Linked DNA regions of Homo sapiens: region 2 is linked to region 1. A link is a loop called in an ENCODE intact Hi-C map of the cell type or tissue named here. Cell type or tissue: IMR-90. All regions are shown on one strand. Each heading gives the region's core, and the rest is flanking DNA. Links, peaks and the distances in the headings are about the cores only.

Region 1 (2,805 bases), core at 105-2,604:
GGCGGGCGAATCACGAGGACAGGAAATCGAGACCATCCTGGCTAACACGGTGAAACCCCGTCTCTACTAAAAACACAAAAAAAATTAGCCGGGTCTGGTGGCGGGCGCCTGTAGTCCCAGCAACTCGGGAGGCTGAAGCAGGAGAATGACGTGAACCCGGGAGGTGGAGCTTGCAGTGAGCCGAGATCATGCCACTGCACTCCAGCCTGGGCGACAGAACAAGACTCCGTCTCAAAAAAAAAAAAAAAAAAAGAAGTAAAAATAGTGCCTACTCAATAGGGTAGGGGAAAGTATTGACCGTGAAGGGGCATGAAGAAGCCCTGTGGGGCGATAGAAATGTTCCATATCGGCCAGGCGCGGTGGCTCTCGCCTGTAATCCCAGAACTCTGGGAGGTCGAGGTGCGGGAGGCTGAGGCAGGAGAATCACTTGAACCCGGGAGGTGGAGGTTGCAGTGAGCTGAGGTTGCACTGAGCTGAGATCGGGCCACTGCACTCCAGCCTGGGCAACAGAGTGAGGAATAAATAAATAAATAAATAAAAGAAATGTTCCATATCGTGACCTGGGGGTGGGTATACAAGTGTGTCTATCTGGCTTGTTGAGTTGGTCATGTAAAATTTGTTAAGTGTTACCGTAGCTACATTACACCATAAAGCAATTCAGATTCTGACAGTCCACTGTTTTTAATAACAGATTTAAAATAAAAAATTCTCCCTTCCTGGCCAGGCATGGTGGCTCACACCTATAATCCCAGGACTTTGGGAGGCTGAGGCAGGCAGATCACTTGAGGTCAGGAGTTCAAGACCAGCCTAGCCAACATGGTGAAAGCCTGCCTCTACTAAAAATACAAAAATTAGTTGGGTGTGGTGGCGGTCACCTGTAGTCCCAGATACTCGGGAGGCTGAGGCAGGAGAATCAGTTGAACCCAGGAGGCGGAGGTTGCAGTGAGCCGAGATCCCAACACTGCACTCCAGCCTGGGTGACAGAGCGAGACTCTGTCTCAAAAAATAAATAAATAAGGTGTCTTCATGAGGTGTGCTGCGTGCAGTGAAGAATTTAGGCAGTGCCCTTTGAATCCACTAGGTGTCACCACCAAGATTGTTTTCTCAACCTGCCTGGGGATGAGGGAGGAGGCTACATAACCCAGAGGAGGATAGTGCCTTTCTTGGGGTAATCTTGAATCCTTCTGAGAGGGTCTATCCCCAGATATAAGTCATATTTGACCGGAAGAACTTGTTTCTTCAGTCTCTCCCTATGAGCTCTTTCATCTTTAGCGTTTAAACCCTTTTAAGTCTCCATTTTTAAAAACACTTTCCTTCTGTAGTCCTAGTGGGAGGATCGCTTAAGCCTAGAAGTTTGAGGCTGCAGTGAGCTATGATCACACCACTGCACGCCAGCCTGGGAAACAGACCAAGAACATGTCTCAAAAATAAATAGGCCGTGTGCAGTGGCTCACGCCTGTAATCCCAGCACTTTGGGAGGCTGAGGCAGGAGGATTGCTTGAGCTCAGGAGTTTGAGACCAGCCTGGGCAACATAGTGAGACCCTTACCTCTACTAAAAAAAAAAAAAAAAAAGCCAGGTGTAGTGGCATATGCCTGTAATCCCAGCTACTCGGAAGGCTGAGGCATGAGAATTGCTTGAACCCAGGAGGTGGAGGTTGCAGTGTGTGGAGATTGAGCCATTGCACTCCAGCCTAGGTGACAAAGTGAGACTGTCTAAAAAAAAAAAAAAAGAATCCTAATATTTGGGGAAAAAAAGAAAAAACATTATGTTTAAATGTGTTGTGTAATATTTCAATCATACAAAAAGTTTAAAGACTAATATAATGAGCACTTGAGTCTCCACCTCCCAGCTTAGGAAATGAAAACTTGGCCGGGTGCCGTGGCTCACTTCTGTAATCCCAGCACTTTGGGAGGCCGAGGTGGGCAGATCATGAGGTCAGGAGATCGAGACCATCCTGGCTAATACAGTGAAACCCCGTCTCTACTAAAAACACAAAAAAATTAGCCAGGTGTGTAGTCCCAGCTACTCGGGAGGCTGAGGCAGGAGAATCACTTGAACCTGGGAGGCGGAGGTTGCAGCGAGCTAAGCTCGTGCTACTGTACTCCAGCCTGGGCAACAGAGAGAGACTCCGTCTGAAAAAAAAAAAAAGAAAAGAAAAAAAGAAAAAGAAATGAAACCCTACCCTCCAGCTGAACCTGGTACCTGTCCCCAGTTGCATCCTCTTTCTTTCTTTCCAGAGACAACCACCCTCATAAGTATGGTATTGTGACACAAAGTAGCAAACCTAAGTAGCCACTTTTGTTAATTCTGCTTGCCAGCAGAATTTCACCAATTCCCTTGGCAGCAGAATTTCACAAAGCCCCTGAGTCAGTGTGAGCACAGTCCCCAGCCCAGAAGAATGCCCTGAAAATGATAAGCAGGATAGGGCACAGCTTCCTGTGTCTCTTGCCAAAGTCACTGCAATTTCCGAAAAGATAAGTTCAGTGATCCTGGCCTTTGCTTCTTCCTGTACGTAAAACAATGTGACGAATTAATGATTATGCCTCTGTAATCTATAACCAGATGTATCTTCGCACCCATACTTTGATGAGATTTTGCTCTAATGTAACTTCTCAGCATATATTTAATATAACTTCTGAGCACATACAGAACCGCCACCACCTGTGTATTCACTACTCCGGAGCAGTCTAACTGAATCTCTCTGAAAGTCTCCTCCCAGGTTGGGCGCAATGGCTCATGCCTGTAATCCCAACACTTTGAAGGCTGAAGCAGGTGGATCACCTGAGATCAGGAGTTTGAGACC
Region 2 (2,805 bases), core at 241-2,740, 50 kb after region 1:
CGCTGCCATGCCCGGCTAATTTTTTGTATTTTTGTATTTTTTTTTTTTTTTTAGTAGAGACAGGGTTTCACCGTGTTGGACAAGATGGTCTCTATCTCCTGACCTTGTGATCCGCCCACCTCGGCCTCCCAAAGTGCTGGGATTCCAGGCGTGAGCCACCACACCCGGCCTTTATCTTGGTTTTTAAGATGGAAGGGCTTAAGAAAGGAATGAGAATTACTGTGTTTCCGAACTTGAGGCAGCCTCAAGATGTTTCTGAAAGTCAAGGTCTCTGAAGAGCACAGATGGTGAGGTTTGTAGTTCTAATTTAATAGATCAGAAAGGAAATACTTAAAATTCTGTAGAGAACCTTCTTGTTCTTTTCTAAATTTAATCTCAGGTTTAACCTCAAGACCATTAGATTCTTAGCTGCACGTGGTGGTGCTCACTTGTAGTCCTATCTTCTCGGGAGGCTGAGGCAGAAGGATCACTGGAGCCCAGGAGTTTGAGGTTACAGTGAGCTATGATGGTGCCAGTACACGTTAGCTATTAGATTCTTTTTTTTTTTTTTTTTTTTTTTGAGTCTCGCTTTGTCACCTAGGCTGGAGTGCAGTGGCGCAATCTCGGCTCACTGCCAGCTCCGCCTCCTGGGTTCATGCTATTCTCCTGCCTCAGCCTCCCGAGTAGCTGGGACTACAGGCGCCCGCCACCACGCCCAGCTAATTTTTTATGTTTCTTAGTAGAGACGGGGTTTCACTGTGTTAGCCAGGATGGTCTCAATCTCCTGACCTTGTGATCCGCCCTCCTCGGCCTCCCAAAGTGCTGGGATTACAGGCGTGAGCCACTGCGTCCAGCCTATTAGATTCTTAGTATTGCAATAGACAGTGCTTCCAGAAGGCTCAAATTTGTCCTTTGATTAATCACAGTTGGTTAGTGAAATTTGTCTTTCTGTTGTCAAATGTTATGAATTGTTTTGGTTCATTTTTTTTTTTTTTTAACTCAAAGTAGTTCTCAAAGCAGACCCTCTGCATTGGATTAGCGATTATAAGTCTCAGTCCTAATTTGATGTAAACAAAAAGCTTCTTTTGGGAGTTTTTCAGGGAAAGGAAAGTTGTTTTAATTTGAATTCACCTAAATGGGGCTGTTCTTGGAAACATATAGAGAACTGTTTGTATTCTATAACTAAGAAATTTGGAATGAGTTAAATTTCATTTGGGGAAAAATAGAAAATTGCTAAACCACACTAATTTCCAGGGGAGTTTTTTGTTTGTTTTCTCCATAGTGATTAGTGAAAAGGAAGAAGTCAGGAGACCTGGATATGAGGCCTAACTCTGCACTTTATTCCTGAGTGATCTTGGGCAGTTGCCCTTTGATGAGTCAGTTTTTCTCATGTACATGTAGGCACTCCCACTCCTGGGACTTCAGTGTCCTCACCATAAAATGGGAAGGATAATACATCATTATGTAATAAATGTCATTGATAGGAGTGTGTCATGCATACAATCCCTGTGGAGCCAGAAGAAAGCTTGAGAGCCACTGTTGGTAGTCAACACTAAAGTCAGTCACTTGATATAGATGGTGTTTCTTTGATTTAACTTTTTTTATGTACTTAATTTTTTAAGGGGTCTTGCTGTGTTGCCTAGGCTGGATCCAAAAACAAAGGCTCAAGTGATCCTCCCTTCTTGGCCCCCTGAATAGCTGCAATTATAGGCAAGCGCCACTGATGAATCTGTTTTTCAATTAGAGTTTGAATTGAGTCTATTTTAGGAAGGCATCTTTAACTGTGTAATATATTGCTTAAAAAAAATTGCTATGCTAGAGAATTCCTGCTTTGCTTAAATAAGTGGAGCACACTGACAGGCATAAGGCTGTTCCTTTTAGGTCATTATTCACCTTGTAGCACGGAGATTGGATCACCTATGGACATGGAAAGAGTAAAGGACTTGTCTGAGTCTTTTTTGGGTCATTCTAGGAGATCCTTTCAATTATGGCAATGGCCAATGGCTGATAGAACTAGAAACCCAGGCCGGGCATGGTGGCTCACCCCTGTAATCCCAGCACTTTGGGTGGCCGAGGCGTGAGGATCATTTGAGGTCAGGAGTTTGAGACCAGCCTGGCTAACTTGGTGAAACCCCGTCTCTACTAAAAATACAGAAATTAGCTGGGTGTGGTGGCATGCGCCTGTAGTCCCAGCTGTTTGGGAGGTTGAGGCAGGAGAATCGCTTGAACCTGGGAGGAAGAGGTTGCAGCGAGCCGAGATGATGTTACTGTACTCCAGCCTAGGCAACAGAGACTCTGTCTCAAAAAAAAAAAAAACTAGAAACCTCCTCAAAAAGGCAGGACCTCTGGTGACTGGAATTAGTTGAAAATGTTTGTTTCTGAATCAACTGTTATTTTCCCTGGTTTGTTTGGTTTTTTTTTTTGAGATGGAGTTTCGCTCTTGTTGCCCAGGCTGGAGTACAATGGCGCGATCTCGGCTCACCACAACCTCCGCCTTCCAGGTTCAAGCGATTCTCCTGCCTCAGCCTCCCTAGTAGCTGGGATTGTAATCCCATGTGCCACCATGCCTGGCTAATTTTGTATTTTTAGTAGAGATGGGGTTTCTTCCATGTTGGTCAGGCTGGTCTCGAACTCCTGGCCTCAGGTGATCTGCCCGCCTCAGCCTCCCAGAGTGCTAAGATTACAGGCATTAGCCACCGCGCCTGGACTTTTTTTTTTTTTTTGAGATGGAGTCTCACTCTGTCACCCAGGCTGGAGTGCAGTGGTGTGATCTCGGCTTACTGCAAGCTCCGTCTCCCAGGTTCACGCCATTCTCCTGCCTCAGGC

What was found. A loop is a pair of places that touch in the nucleus more often than their neighbours do. Peaks named below come from ENCODE experiments on the same cell type or tissue, not always from the same donor. Only the 100,000 strongest peaks of a DNase experiment are listed, where the experiment ranks them.
Region 2: it touches region 1 in a loop (1.8-fold over the local background); 1 of 110 quality-filtered maps calls a loop at or near these places.

Annotation. Positions count from the first base shown.
Region 1 is chr17:40,200,900-40,203,704 of GRCh38, forward strand. No RefSeq gene overlaps it. Among named protein-coding and RNA genes, the nearest start is that of MIR6867, 8.7 kb to the left of the region's middle. In IMR-90, for the core only: a CTCF peak has its summit at 1,083 (motif pointing right); a DNase peak (open chromatin) is centred at 1,092.
Region 2 is chr17:40,250,379-40,253,183 of GRCh38, forward strand. All of the region lies in intron 1 of WIPF2 (WAS/WASL interacting protein family member 2), which reads left to right. Among named protein-coding and RNA genes, the nearest start is that of WIPF2, 32 kb to the left of the region's middle. In IMR-90, for the core only: no CTCF peak of the experiment used is centred there; a DNase peak (open chromatin) is centred at 1,353.